Linked DNA regions of Homo sapiens: region 2 is linked to region 1. A link is a loop called in an ENCODE intact Hi-C map of the cell type or tissue named here. Cell type or tissue: natural killer cell. All regions are shown on one strand.

What was found. Hi-C counts contacts between places; a loop is a spot of excess contacts. Peaks named below come from ENCODE experiments on the same cell type or tissue, not always from the same donor. Only the 100,000 strongest peaks of a DNase experiment are listed, where the experiment ranks them.
Region 2: a loop joins it to region 1, with 2.9 times the contacts of the local background. A loop is called at or near these places in 3 of 110 quality-filtered maps.

What each region holds. Positions count from the first base shown.
Region 1 is chr2:24,689,237-24,697,236 of GRCh38, forward strand. It overlaps NCOA1 (nuclear receptor coactivator 1), which reads left to right. Exons shown (of 23, transcript NM_003743.5): 9 at 2,245-2,424; 10 at 4,016-4,111. Among named protein-coding and RNA genes, the nearest start is that of PTRHD1, 100 kb to the right of the region's middle. In natural killer cell, no CTCF peak of the experiment used is centred here; no DNase peak of the experiment used is centred here.
Region 2 is chr2:24,739,150-24,747,149 of GRCh38, forward strand. It overlaps NCOA1 (nuclear receptor coactivator 1), which reads left to right. Exons shown (of 23, transcript NM_003743.5): 18 at 283-384; 19 at 2,635-3,037. Among named protein-coding and RNA genes, the nearest start is that of PTRHD1, 50 kb to the right of the region's middle. In natural killer cell, no CTCF peak of the experiment used is centred here; DNase peaks (open chromatin) are centred at 382, 702, 4,962 and 6,902; H3K27ac peaks cover 5,346 bases.

The sequences.
Region 1 (8,000 bases):
TTTCTTCCAGTTCTGTGAAAAATGTCATTGGTAGTTTGATAGGAATAGCATTGAATCTGTAAATTGCTTTGGGCAGTATGGCCATTTTAATGATATTTATTCCTCCTATTCATGAGCATGGGATGTTTTTCTATGTGTTTGTGTCATCTCTGATTTCTTTGAGTAGTGTTAACGAATCCTTTTTTTTTTTGAGATGGAGTCTCACTCTGTCACCCAGGCTGGAGTGCAGTGGTGCAATCTTGGCTCACTGCAAGCTCCGCCTCCCAGGCTCCCAAGTAGCTGGGACAACTACTTGGTAGGTGCCCGCCACCACACCTGGCTAATTTTCTGTAATTTTAGTAGAGACAGGGTTTCACTGTGTTAGCCAGGATGGTCTCGATCTCTGACCTCATGATCTGCCCGCCTCAGCCTCCCAAAGTGCTGGGATTACAGGCGTGAGCCGCCACGCGTGGCACAAATCCATTTTTTTATCATAGGGTCTATTTACTTTAGTTGGAGAGTTTTCCTAATAATTAGACAACTTAATCCATTTATTCAGTACATGAGAAGAGAGCTCTAAAAATGAATGGATATGCTAATTTTTACATTCATTTTTCTTTTTTTCCTCCCTTTCCTTCCACTCTTTAGCCTATATATGCTCCAAAAGTGGAGGGGAGGACCTTGGACAGAAATCCTATATAACTAAACCAGACATGCATATAAAAATGTTATTCATAGCTCTTCATTTTCCACATTGTTCCCCCAACAGAATAGAAACTTCATTTCCTTTTGAAAATAGTCATATATGTTTGTTGTAACTGGGGACTTGAAATGATTCTTTCTATTAAAATCACTACTGATATTTGAATCAAGTATCAAGGTATCTTATGTATTTTATTTTGAAATTTTAAAGTATAAATGACTTTAGAGATAAGGTAGTAGATTCTTTTATTTTAAAAAATGAGACAATGAGCATCAAAGATTAACCCAAACCTTAGAACTTGCTAATAGCAGAACCCAGGACTTCTTACTCCAGTATAGGTTTGTTTCCATGATTTCCTCTAACACTTAATAAAGGATGAGATGGAAAAAAGGAAGGAGGGTCATTGGAGAGTTTAAGGTAGGAAAACGTTTGGGAACAGTAAAAAAGCAGCCTTGGCCAGGCGTGGTGGCTCACACCTGTAATCTCAGCATTTTGGGAGGCCGAGATGGGTGGATCATGAGGTCAGGAGTACGAGACCAGCCTGGCCAACATGGTGAAACCCTGTCTGTACTAAAAATAAAAAATTAGCCCAGCGTGGTGGCACACACCTATAATCCCAGCTACTCAGGAGACTGAGGCAGGAGAATCACTTTAATCCAGGAGGCGCAGGTTGTGGTGAGCCGAGATCACACCATTGCACTCCAGCATGGGTGACAAAGTGAGATTCCATCTCAAAAAAAAAAAAAAAAAAAAAAAAAAAGGCAGTGTTAAAAACCCTCTGATCATCTCATGACCACGTGATTTAAACATGACACTGTGACTGGGAAATTATGAGCTACCACACGTGGTTTTTACTTGAAATAGATACCTTTTCAACAACTGAATTCATTTTTCCTATACTGGATCAGGTAACATTTATTTTTTAGCAGTCTTTTTTTACATAATAATATTGATTATCCACTATATCCAAGGTATTGTAGCATATGAACTGTGCTAGTTAAGTAAAATAAAGCAAAAGGAAAAAATGGTTATGAGAAATTGAGATTGCGCTATATTCTTAATACTTTTTTTGAGTGACAGACTCTGAGAAAATTGAAATCTTCTTCCCCAGAAAGGTGCACATCCACACAAAAGCCAACCTTAAGAATCCGTGATTGCCAAGTTAAAACCCCACTTACCAATGTACCTGTGGTTTTGAATCATTTTTTCATTGTCAAAGTATAACTGGAAACCAACTGAAAAACTCATTAACTGCTGTAAAATTCTGAGCAAAATGGCTAGTAAGTTTTAATTTTTAATTTTTGCCTTTGATTATAGTATTTGAGGGGAAGATCATACGTATTTTCTTGGAAATGTTACAGTTTTCTAATTGGTAGACATTTAGATTTGCTAGGGAGATAAGTATTCTATTGCCTCAGGATAATGTTAGATCTGAAGAGGTCAGTCTGTCTTTTAATCTGAGTATCTAATTAAGCAGATGGCTTAAAGTACATCTTTTGTATCTTCAGAGTTTGTGCTTTTTCACCATATTCGCAAGCACATAATCAATTTTTCTTCCTCAGTAAATGGAGTTCCTTGGCCTCAAGAGGCAACACGACGAAATAGCCATACCTTTAACTGCAGGATGCTAATTCACCCTCCAGATGAGCCAGGGACCGAGAACCAAGAAGCTTGCCAGCGTTATGAAGTAATGCAGTGTTTCACTGTGTCACAGCCAAAATCAATTCAAGAGGATGGAGAAGGTAAAGCCAAACGGTCTTTTTAAAGTGTTTATTTCTTCTGTGACTTTAAGGAAAAGAGAGGAAATTAATTATAAACTGCCTTTTTCAGATAGTATTTTTGGTTACTATAATATGTATCATAGTGGCTATTCCATTTGCTATATATTCTTAATACTTAAAAAACAATAATTACTAACATCTAGAATCATTCCTTTAATATGCCCCCCAGATTCTCAGTTTTAAGCTGGCATTCCCACTAAAATGTCAAATAATTCAAACCAACTTGCTGTCTAGAAATAAGAGATGTAACTAACTGCTGCCAGTTGGAAATGTACCAGATGCAGCAGACTGTTGAACAGCTCTGATTTTTAGAAAGTTTCAAGTTTAGAGTGTAGGGAACATTGGAGAATAGAGTTGGCATTTTTCAGGCTATACAAGGTAATTTATAAGGAGAAAACTTAAGAACAGATGGAAACATGCTGAAGCTCTAATATGAACATGGTGTCAACATGGAATTAGTTAAATATGTGACAGTGGATGAGTTTTCCATGTAAACTTAGACTGGGCTAAGTTTAGAAAATCACAAATTGGGAACTGGAGTAAGGACAAGGGAAGGTAGTAGACAAGAAGTCAGTCAGATGCAAGAAAGCCATGTATGTAGCAGGTCTCACCAGGAAACGGAGGTAACAATCAACTGGAGACTTTTTACAAAATACACATGCCAAATCTTACTTGATTAAAGTTCATTTTTAGCTGTGTGATATTGTGTTTAACATCCTCAAAACAAAACTTGGGAATGGGACTTTGAAAAAATTGTATATCCTAAAAACATGAAGTCATCTGTCAAGAGCAAAATAGTGCTTCAGAGTTAAAGGTTGTTTTTCTCATATAATTATCTACACTGTGGTTATAAGAATAATCTTTTTAGCCATTAAGTACTGGTGAATATAAGAAATTGACTACAAAACTGTATTTTAAAAAACACTGTGCCACTTATATCTAACCAAAACTACTACTTGTAGTTGTTATCATCCAGTACATGAGATGCATCTCTCTCCTCTGGTATATATAAGAGCATTCAATAGGAAGGAATGGTTTATGCCAACTAACTCTCTACCTGGAGCTGTCAGTTTTTGGTTGCCAGCAATTTTATTTCTAATACACTATTAGATAAGAATGATTTCAGTATTATGCAATATTATGTCAGGTGCTGTAACACGTTTTTGTTTTTGTTTTTTTGAGACGGAGTCTCGCTCTGTGGCCCAGGCTGGACTGCAGTGGCGTGATCTCGGCTCACTGCAAGCTCCACCTCCCGGGTTCACGCCATTCTCCTGCCTCAGCCTCCCGAGTAGCGGGGACTGCAGGCGCCCGCCACCATGCCCGGCTAATTTTTTTGTGTTTTTTAGTAGATACAGGGTTTCACCGTGTTAGCCAGCATGGTCTCGATCTTGTGATCCACCCACCTCGGCCTCCCAAAGTGCTGGGATTACAGGCGTGAGCCACCACGTCTGGCCAACATGTATTGTTTTTATGAAAACCATTAATGGCGAGTGATAGATATAAACCATTTTCTACTCTCTATCCTTCAATTTCCCCGTCTTGTTTTGGGCAGATTTCCAGTCATGTCTGATTTGTATTGCACGGCGATTACCTCGGCCTCCAGCTATTACGGGTGTAGAATCCTTTATGACCAAGCAAGATACTACAGGTACTAATTGTAAAGTTCAGAATGTTCCATAGGTATTAATAATGTGACTCTGCCCTTAAAACTAATTATATCCAGAATGTCTTTCTGTTCTATGAGATTTAGGCTTTGCTCCCTAGTCTTATACAGAAAACATTTTAAATGGTGCTCTTGAGATTATACAATTTAGATACTATGATCATTATCATGGTCAGGGTGCTGGGGAACACTTTTTATAACTTTATATACCTATATTTGTTTGATTACAAATTATTTTTCAAATCATGGAATAAAATGTTTAAAGAAATTGAGAAGATATAGATATGTAAATATGTAGATATACATACATTTATTTAAATAGATATGAATATGGTAGTTTTACTATTATGCTTAAACGTATCTGGCTATTTTTTTTTTTAATTCTTTTTCTTTAAATTTATTTAGCACATACCGATTGAGTCCCTAGAAGTGCCTGTCATTAGGTGATTCCTCAAGATGTATATGGTTGAACAAAAATGATTCAGTGACAAATTGTGTTATTTTTGATGATGGAAGTTATGAGATGGTATAAGGGAGGATATATGAAATTAGTTGGTCAGCAAAGGCCTGTCTGAGGAGCTGATACTGAGCCCCAAAGGATGAAGTGGTGCCCACTACTTAAAGTATGGGTCTTGGAAGGGGGGCAGCAAGAAAGGGTCTTGATGCAGAACGAGTACTCCTAATTGAGGAACCAGAGCTGCAGAAGTCTAAAGATAAGCAAGACAGAGAGGTAAGTTAGAAGTACTAGAAGGAGGGCAGGAGAGCCTCAAACTGAGTAACAGACTGCCTATAAATAAGGCATTCTTCTTAAAGGCCTACTTCAGATTTTATTTTCAGCAAGAACAAGTTGTTACTGTTCTTTATAGTTGATGAAGTATTTTTCTTATATTATTTGATTTTATCTTTACACTAACATGTTGTATGTTCATGCTTTTACGACAACCAGAGTTACATATATATCACTTACCTCTCTAATTTTAAAATAGAGATAAATATTAAAGGTATATTTTCTAGCAGACTAAGATTTTAAAAATAATTTCTTCTGAATTTTATGCTTTGTGAAAGTTTAGTTTTAGTGTACATTTTGACTTTTACCACCTTTTTATAAGATCCTATTTCATTATGTATTAATTTTTTAGTGCCAATAATCTAATATTCTAATGTTGTATACTTTGTGCTTGTGTTTTTAGAGATAAACTTCCAACTGCTCTTACTAAAGAACTAGTATGGATAAATTAGCACAGATAATAGAAAATGGTAAAGAGAATGTCTCTGAGCATGGAGAGATGGCATCTAAGGATAGTAATTATCAATTATCATAGCCTTCTTCATTCTGTTTTTGAGTCTACCATGTATTATGTTCCTTTCCAGTCTCTACCATGAACAACACTGGAAAAATTTAATAAACGTACTATGGATATGTAGGTTTGTCCAAAAACAAAAATTTATTTAAATTTTTTTAAAATTTTTTTTTAATTATTGAAAATTGAAAGTATTTTGCATGAAGGAAAAATAGAGTCCATTGAAAAAGAAAATTGGTCTTTTCTGTCAGTAACCAGTTAACATAAAAAGAAACCAAATAAGGGCTTTGTGAGATAGCAGAATGAAAACATGTTGAAAAAGGTTATTGTCAGGTCACAGAAAAAATGTCAGAGATGGGGGAGGCCTAAAAGTTATGAGGCTAATTTAGGAACAATATGTTTCAGCTTTTCCTCATATTGCATTTGTATAAATTGAATTCTAAATTGGATTGCTTTGAGGACTGTATTTTCCCATAAGAACAGTGTTATCCCTGGTAGTTTTGTTTCTAAGAACCCAGCTGTTAAAATTTTAGATATACCTGGTAATATGTATAAATATATAAAAATAACCATAATCATGTAAAATAAAAAATTAGCCTCTGGGCCATAAAATAACTATATATATATAGAGAGAGAGGGAACCTCCAATATCACAGAATCCAACCTAGATTTACAAATGAGGGGATGGTGATTTGATCAAAACCATACAGCCCTTTGCCGAGAATGGACACCTTTAGGCCCTAATGTGGAGCCCTTTCTTGTATTACATTACTTTTCACTAAAGCACTATTAAAAGGGCATCACTATACTGTACACAGTTATTGTACAAAGATACCAAGGAAATATAAAATATGCTTAAAATGTAAAACTAACATTATATAAATCATAGAATTGACTTAGCTAAAAAGAATAAGTATAATAAATGTTAAACATTTAATTTCTTAAGTTTTTGTAGTACTTTTTAACTCTTCATGGGATGATCCATATCTCTTAAAAAAAGAAAAAAGTATTTTACTAGGAAATGTTGAACAGTGGGGCTTTTTATTGTTGTTTAGTTGGTTGGTTAAACTTTCCTGTAGTAGGCAGAGTATTCTAAATCAAGCTGTTCATGATTCTTCACTAAGATAGTCATTATATTACCCATCTGGTACCATTGCTGATAACTTAATCACTTTCTCTCCTGCCAGTCCCCAAACTCTAAACTCTCATGCTCTCTGGTGGGGCCAACCCTGACATGAACACACACATGCATATGCCTCCCTTAGTCACTGCCTGTGAGGAGCATTATTGTATAGGAAGATTATGTAGCAGTGGAATCCCTGCTATAACCAACTTTTTATCTCTGACATAAGAAACAAGGGTTGAACAATTAAAATTCTTAAAAATCTAAAATCTTTTATAGTTTCAGTTACAGTGTTCACCAGGCTTTCCCCAAACTGTTCTTAAATGACAAAATTTCCTTGAGTTTCAGTTTATTTTCTTTCTACTATTTACATTTATGCCAAGACTTAGGTGATAACCTGATCAAGTAGGACTGGGTACATCAGATTCAAGACCCGAAGTTAAAAAGGTCTAATGAATATTTTATTTCTAAACAAAATGAGATATATAAAGAGGGGATTAGTTCAATGAGGAGGCACAAACTGGATGATAGATTTGAGTTGATTGTATGAAGAAGGGGAAGATGGGGAAAATATTTAATCAGGCATTCATAGAAGAGGAAACATTAGTGGTGAACTCTAATAATTGGGAAATAAAAATTTAGACCACAATGAGATAGCATTTTTCACCTACTAATTTGAAAACATAAAGAAGCCTGACAACACAAGTGATGAAAGGATGTTAGATTAGCACTAACTCTTACACATTGCTGGTGGAAGCATAGAGTGGTACAAGTTTCAGGAAGACAGTTTAAAATTAATATTATAAAGTTGAACATTCACATAACCTACAATCTAACAATTCTGTTCCTACATATATACACTAGAGAAGTTCTCACATGCATGTACCATGCAACACGTGAAAGATGTTCATAGCAGTGCTGATTGTAATGGCAAAAAACCGATAACAGTCTAGATGCCCATTCACAGGAGAATTTAAAGATGGGGGTGGTGACAAGGGAGGAGTGCACATGTGATGGAGCAATATTGGTAACGTCAAGTTCTGAAGTTGAGTGGTGGGTTGGCAGGTTTTTATCTCATTAATTCTTAATTTATATATATATATTCTATATATATCTTGTATTATTTTGTGTGACTGTAAGATTCTGTAAAACGTAATAAAACAGGTCTTAATATTCACAAACTGGATTAATTGGCCCTCTGTTAACTGAGGAATAACTTACCTGAATTCTCTCATAGCCATTTGGAAATTTGTTTAAATATGATAACAATGGCGAATCACCACTAAATTTTATAAAGCGTATGTTCCGTGTGCATACTGCCTAGCAAATCTTAATGTTCTCACTTACTGTTTTTCTGATTTAACTTTTGTTGTCTTCAGTCTTTGTTTAGTCTTAAATACAGTATTGCCTACAGCCCAACAAAGGTTAGAAAGGAAAAGGCTTGCTTCTT
Region 2 (8,000 bases), 50 kb after region 1:
TTGTTTGTTTGTTTTTGAGACAGTCTCGCTCTGTCACCCAGGCTGGAGTGCAGTGTGTTTGTATCCTACTTTTAAATACTTTGCCATAGTGTTTTGGAGGCAATAAGTGTTTTATAAACATTGGGAACTACTAGCCTTTTGGAAAATAAACATAGGAAATAATCTAACCAAACCTGCAACACTAAAACTTTTTAGTAATCAATAGAAAGTTTGTGTTACTTTATAAGGCCCGTGTTATGCTTGTGTGTAGAAATATATCTTATTGTTTCCATTTTTCTCTAGTTGATACACCAAAATCGGCAAGCTATCTTAAACCAGTTTGCAGCAACTGCTCCTGTTGGCATCAATATGAGATCAGGCATGCAACAGCAAATTACACCTCAGGTAATGTGAGAAAACCAGACGTCATTAGTACTTCTTTAACCCACATAGTGTTTCTTAAAGTGTTGACTTGAGTGTCTTTGAAATGGTCTGTGAGCTGATCTTTTAATGATGTTTGTAGTGTAGTTTTCTTTGAGAATGAATTAATAATCTACTTTTGATACCTCTTACTGATATTTGATCTAAAGCAAATGGTGCTTTGTTTTGTTTTATTGTTATTATTGTCATTGTTATTGGATACCAGATGACTAAGTAGAAAAAACTCTTATTTCTGTAGCGAATAGCACCAGTAACAGGAAGCCTCTGATACGAAACTGTGTGAACGGTACCCGAAACCTGATCAAAACCCAGTCACATTGCTAAGCTGTCTTAACTATCTTGTGTACTATGTTCAATTTGAACATCAGCATTTTCTAGCTTGTATTTATTTTTTAAATCCCTTTTTTTTTTTAATAAACCCAGAGCCATTAGAACTTTAAACATAAAAAGAACTAGGTGGACTTCTAAATGTTACCTAGTACTCACTCTCTACTTTACCCCATACATACCTAAAAATTTTTTGTTTCAACTACTTACTTTTATTTCATAACAAAGTTGATGTAAAAATCTTGGAGATAAGGAATTTTAGAGAGGATTTAAACAATACTCTTTTCCTCTCCACAATATGGAACTAGATGGATTAGGAGCAAATAAAGCCAGCACCTGTATTATTAAAGAGATAAATACAGCCATGCATGACTTAAAGACAGGGATATGTTCTGAAAAATGTGTTATTAGGCAACTTCATAATTGTGCAAAGGTCATAGAGTGTATTTACACAAACCTACATGGTATAGCCTACTTAGCATCCTGGCTATGTGTATAGCCTATTGCTCCTAGGCTATAAACCTGTACTGCATGTTACTCTACTGAATACTGTAGACAATTGTTATGGTATTTGTATATCAAAACATACCTAAACGTGGAAGAGGTACAGTAAAATACTGTAGTATTATAATCTTATGGGACCACCGAATTTGGTCCATTGTGTGCAACTGAAATGTCTTATTACTAAAATGTCTTATTGCTGAAATGTCTTTATGCATCACATGACTGTATTGACTGAAGTTGTTGGTAAGCAGCAGATATTGACATCTTCATGGATCCAGATTTCAGTTTCTCTGTCTTACAAATTATAAATCTTAGTGCTAGCTAATTCAGGAGTAATTAGGTTGTAAGGAAACAAGACCCCACTTTTGGATTCACATAAAGATAATTCCTATCAGAAAGTCTTATTTCATAGTTTCTTCTAGATTAGACTATATGTAGTTGGCAAGAGCTGTATGCTTTAACCAGATTCTCAATCTGAATTGACATTTTCTGAAGAAGGCTTTATTGATATGCCATGTTACATTGAAAAAATGATTTTAAGCTAATTTGACCACTTCTTTCCTCATCCATAATATTATAACTGAAACCACTTACACTAATGCCTGGAATAATCTGAAACTCCAATAATAATACAAAATAGCTGTTTCCATTTATTTCTTTTTACTATTTTATTTCTACTTATTTTCTTTTTAAGTGATAATTTCTTAGGCATTGGATCCTAGATTTCAGAATCTTCCTTTTTTAATGGTATTTGTAGGTTTTTTCTAATTGTAAAGGTAGTACATGTTCATCGTAATAATTTGGTAAATATAGAAAAGTATAATGAAAATTAAAATCACCTATAATCACATGTTATTCATTTAAATAAACTGGGATAATGTTCTCAGTGAGAAAAGTGGAAAAACTAAGTTTCTCTTTACCAGAAACACAGTAAATTTTTTGGAATTGAAAAAGTCTTCTAATGATCTAATGAAGGATAGGACAGAAGTCATCAAGCACATTTTCTTTCACTTCCTTATGGTCTTCATGTTTCTCTTAACAATGTTCATGGCCAATATTATAATACTAATCAATACATACTTTCTTTGAATTTTTCAGTTCTGTGTGACTTTTCATTGAGAATTTGCGTTCTCATTTATAATGGTCAGATATTGTTTAGCATTTCTTGACTACTTTTAATCTGTAAAATATACTTAATTCATTTTTTCTCCTGTGATTGTTACTTAAGAGGTTTTTGTTCCTTTTCTGTTTTAGTTTCCCTTGTACAGTGATAATTGCTATGTACTTTATTGCCCCAAGCAAGTAGGCCTTAATCCAATGAACTTTCCAGGATAGATAGTGATTATAATAATTTTAGTAAGTGAGTTTTTTCCTGCTTTTCAGCCACCCCTGAATGCTCAAATGTTGGCACAACGTCAGCGGGAACTGTACAGTCAACAGCACCGACAGAGGCAGCTAATACAGCAGCAAAGAGCCATGCTTATGAGGCAGCAAAGCTTTGGGAACAACCTCCCTCCCTCATCTGGACTACCAGTTCAAATGGGGAACCCCCGTCTTCCTCAGGGTGCTCCACAGCAATTCCCCTATCCACCAAACTATGGTACAAATCCAGGAACCCCACCTGCTTCTACCAGCCCGTTTTCACAACTAGCAGCAAATCCTGAAGCATCCTTGGCCAACCGCAACAGCATGGTGAGCAGAGGCATGACAGGAAACATAGGAGGACAGTTTGGCACTGGAATCAATCCTCAGATGCAGCAGAATGTCTTCCAGTATCCAGGAGCAGGTAGGAAGGTCACAACTTTATGTTGTTCTAAGTAATCCATACAGGCTTAGGTCTCTCTCCATCTTTATGTCTGTGCTTGGACATTAAAATAGTGTGTGGAAGAGGAAAGACACTGACGTGGGAGTCTGGAGACCCAGGATTCAGACTCAGCTTTTGACACTAAATGGTTGACTGGTTTGAGGCTTATCTCCCTTTTTTAGCTGAGATGATTGAATTAGAGGATCTGTAAGGACCTTTTGAGCATTTTGTATGCAAAGTACGTTCCCCCTTTTTTTTTTCTTTTTTGTTAGATGCAGTCTCGCTCTGTTGTCCAGGCTGGGAGTGCAATGGTGCAATCTCAGCTCACTGCATCCTCCACCTCCTGGGCTTAAGCGATTCTCCTGCCTCAGCCTCCCGAGTAGCTAGGATTACAGGCATGTGCCACCGTGCCCAGCTAATTTTTGTTTTTTTTTTTTTGTAGAGACAGGGTTTCACCATGTTGCTCACACTGGTCTTGAACTCCTGACCTCAGGTGAGCCACCATACCCGGCCCATTCTCTTATTTTTTAATTTTTCTCATTGATCTCTATGAGAATTCAATGAAAGTCTTCCCCACACAATGGATTTTAGTACATTAATTCAAAATTCGCATGTAGTTTTTTCATTGTGTGGGAGATTTTGTTTTTGCCAGTTTGCATAAGAATAATTTATCTCCACAGAGTATCTCAGACTACTCATTGGTGTCATCACTCTCAGCTGCTGCTGTTGCAGCTTCCTCTCCAATGTCAGTCAACTTTCTGGCTTCCAAAAGCTTTTTTCTTTTTTAGTCTTTCTTTGGCACTGTCTTCCATTCTCTTTGTCCTGGGTGATAATATCTTTTCTTATTTCTTTTCTGTCACTTTCAGGTTCTGATAGGTAGTGGCAGTGATGAACATCTGATTAGTCTACTCTGTTTAATCAAACTTTTATGCAAAATTAATTGTCAATTCCTGAAAAATAATTGAAATAAATCCCTTGATTATATAAATGAAAGAAAAGAGGTAAATTTTAAGGCTGCTTAAAAATGAATTTCAATGAGAAAGCTGCTGTTTGACTTGAATAAAATGTCAAAGTTATACAGAGATTTTTGACATGGCAGTATGCTTATCAGTTTTGACAGCCAAATCAATTTAGAGTTTCCATTCTGATGGTAGCAAATACTAAAATCCTTTGACTATCAAATTAAGTATCTAAAGACTTGTGCCAGAGAGCACCAGAACTCTAAAGAGATTTTAATCAAAATTATGCCACATCAGTTTCTTTGTCCTCAAGACAATGAAGTCATCTTTGGCTGGTTTATATCAGTGACACTATCTGTGTGGGCGAGAAAAGGATTATAAATCCATATTTTAATTATATGGTTGCCTGAACAAGAGTATGGCCTTCAAAAGAGTTTTATTTCCATGTGTCTTACAATTTCTGTATGCAGAGAATTTGACAAAGCTTTTTCACTTTAGCCTGTGGAAGTACTTCCTCCAACATTAGAAGACTTGTGTAGTCATCTGCATCCCCATTCCTCCTCCAAAATGACAACCTGACTAAAACAGCAAATGGGTTTTTAGCAGCATTCATAATATTAATTGCAGAGCCCTAAATCAAAAGATTTATCTCATGCATTAGGGGAAAAAGCTAACTAGAAGTAAGCCAAACATTAATAAATTCCTCATGAAATTATTCTAAGGATTTTTTCTATTAAAAAATAGAAATAGTATTTCTGTCCATTTTCAGGCATGTACTTTTAAGTTTCCTCTGGAAAGTCAAGAAAGGAGAACTTTATATTCTGCTTTCATTCCTTGACAAAGCCACCTGGAAAGGCGGTCCTTCAGTGCCCCGGTTCTCATGAAATTGACAAGTTTCTTTCACAGTTCTGGGTCTAGCCTTTTGATCTGAGTTGTGTCAGCATAGAACAAAGTGAGCTGAAATAATGGAGTGGGTGGAGCTTCCTCTTTCCCCGTACCATAATGGGAAAGATGTGTTGCCACCTATCATGAGTATCTGGTGCCTGGGTTTTTCTTCCAGACCAACTTCTGATTGACAAAAATATTTTCACAAAATAAGAATTTGCTTTTTATAAAGTCAGCATTCATACTACAAACAAAACCCAAATGCTGAGTGCATTGAAGAGAACAGTGGTTTCATCCAGTTGCAAACTGAAATGAAATGGCAGGGCTGTCAGTTCTTCCATGGACTGCTTCAAAATAATACTGGAAAAATGTTTAACTTTTCTGGACAGAGTAAGAATGTTTAAAGATGCAATGTTTTTAATTTCTGTCACCACTCTTAATTATAAACTTGCTCCAAATTGATCAGCAGTCTGGTAGAGGACCAGGTTTTGTGTTGGCACAAAATGAAGTTCTGGAAAAGTTCCAGCCTTTTCAAAACAAAAACAGTTTATTGTGGCTTAAGGAAATCCAGATAAAAAGGCTCTTTGGCCTTTGTTGGTTTTATGCTTCTATTCCTAAGAAATCGGCCATACAAAAGTACCAAAATATATGTGTTCCAACATGTTTCCAGGTTTGACAAATTAAGGTCCATAATCCAGCCCAGTTGTTTTGGTAAATAAAGTTTTAATGGAACACAGCCATACTTACTGCTTTATGTATTATCTATGGCTGGTTTCATATAGAAGAGTTGAGTAGTTAAAGAAACTTTATGGCCTACAAAACTGAAAACATGTATTATCTGGCCCTTTGCAGAAGAAGCTTGCTGATTTCTGTGTTAAGTGATGACAGTAAAACCAACGGATAACTGCATTAGCTTTGCTTTATATCCTTTGCCTTAGCCTCTTTCCACTTAATGTAGGCCCAAAGTAAATGAAGGAACATGAAAGTCATAGTAATGGCAGAGTAAGTTTTCTGGTATTTCTGAAAACAAGAAACTTTTCTAGACTACCATGCTATGATAATGAGTGTAAAAGAACAGAATCAGACTTTAGAAATTGTTTTCTTTTTTCTTTTTTTTTTTTTTTTTTCTTTGAGACAGAGTCTCGCTCTGTCGCCCAGGCTGGAGTGCAGTGGCGTGATCTCGGCTCACTGCAACCTCCACCTCCCGGGTTCACGCCATTCTCCTGCCTCAGCCTCCCGAGTAGCTGGGACTACAGGCGCCCACTACCACGCCCGGCTAATTTTTTTGTATTTTTAGTAGAGATGGAGTTTCACCATGTTAGCCAGGATGGTCTCAATCTCCTGACCTCGTGATCCACCCACCTCGGCCTCCCAAAGTGCTGGGATTACAGGCGTGAGCCACCGTGCCTGGCCAGAAATTGTTTTCTATTAAGGCAGTATTCAAAGTAAATATGAGAAATTGGTTTCTTTAGTGTATCTGCCCACTTCATGGGTTCCTTCAAGCCCATTTAGAGACTTCTTTTCTGTGAACTACAATAAAATCCTCTTCCACCTATTCCTCCTCAGTGATCTCTTCTCCTTTTGGGGTTTCAGGGACCTTTACATGCTAGTGACTTTATTCTCTATCTCTAAACAGTATCTCTCAGCTCATATGTACAGCTGCCTACTGGAAACATATACTTGCATTTTCCACCAACACCCCAAACTTAACTTGTACAAACCTAGACTCATCAACTCCATGTTCCCTTTTATAGTTCTGTGTTCCAGCTACAGTAAACTCTGAGTTCCGAGAAACAGCACAGACCTTGTTCTCTTTTACTTCCAGGGGCTTTGAACATTGTCTATACTCTATCTAAAGTATTCTTCCTTTACTTCTCATTCCTATTCTTCCCTCCTCTCAGATATATCTCCTCTGCAGAGTCTTCCTGGACACTCCCAATCATAAAGTAGTCAACACCCTGTCTTAAAACCACTTGTTAACCTAGCTGCCTTTCTTTTTAAATAGCAAGTTCCTTACGTGAGCAGAGTGTGACCTTTTTAACCATTGTTTCTCCAGTGCTTAGCACAGTGGTCTCACAGTGAATAGATGCTTAATGAATCTTTGAAGAAATAAATGAATGAAAGTATGAATTCTAATTCTAGTTGCCACTGTCACATGTCTGCAATGCTAGTTATGGTTGGTCTAGCAGGGAAACTTAACATAGTCTAGCCCAGCTGGGCACGGTGGCTCACGCCTGTAATGCCAGCACTTTGGGAGGCCTAGGCAGGTGGATTACCTGAGGTCAGGAGTTTGAGACCAGCCTGGCCGACATGGCGAAACTCCATCTCTACTAAAAATACAAAAATCAGCTGGGTGTGGTGGTGGGCGCCTGTAGTCCAGCTACTCGGGAGGCTGAGGCAGGAGAATTGCTTGAACCCAGGAGGCGGAGGTTGCAGCGAGCCAAGATCACGCTACTGCACTCTAGTCTGGGCAATAGAGCAAGCCTCTGTCTAAAAAAACAAAAACAAACATAGTCTAGGCAAAGATAGAACTGTAAAATTTTTCATCTAGAAGAACTAGATTATCTGATTGATGCAAGTTATCCAAGGTCCAGTGTGTAGCAGAACTGGGACCAGAACTCTAAGTATTCCTCTAATTCATTACCCACAGGCTAGTTCTTTCTGCTAAAACTGGGTCATTTCACAGACGATTTTTAGAGAAATGAAACCACTCTCTATGATACTATAATGGTGGGTACATATCATTATACATTTGTCCAAATCCATAGATTGTACAATACCAAGAGTGAACCGTAATGTAACCTATAGACTCTGGGGTAGTTGATAATGAGGACAGTTATACATGTGAGTGAATGGAGGAGGGGTATGTAGCTTCATTTACATAATTTTACCAAAAATAAACCCTATCTAGTGAAAGAAAAAACTGTAAAGTCTAAAGTTAGGAAATCTCAGTACCATCCACTTAGTTTTGCTTTGAACCTAAAGCTTCTCTAAAAAATTGTCTTTTTTAAAATAATAAATTTAAAAGACCAACACTAAAAACAACAGCAACAACAACAACAACAACAAAACAAACCACAAAAAAGTCATCTTCTAAGGGA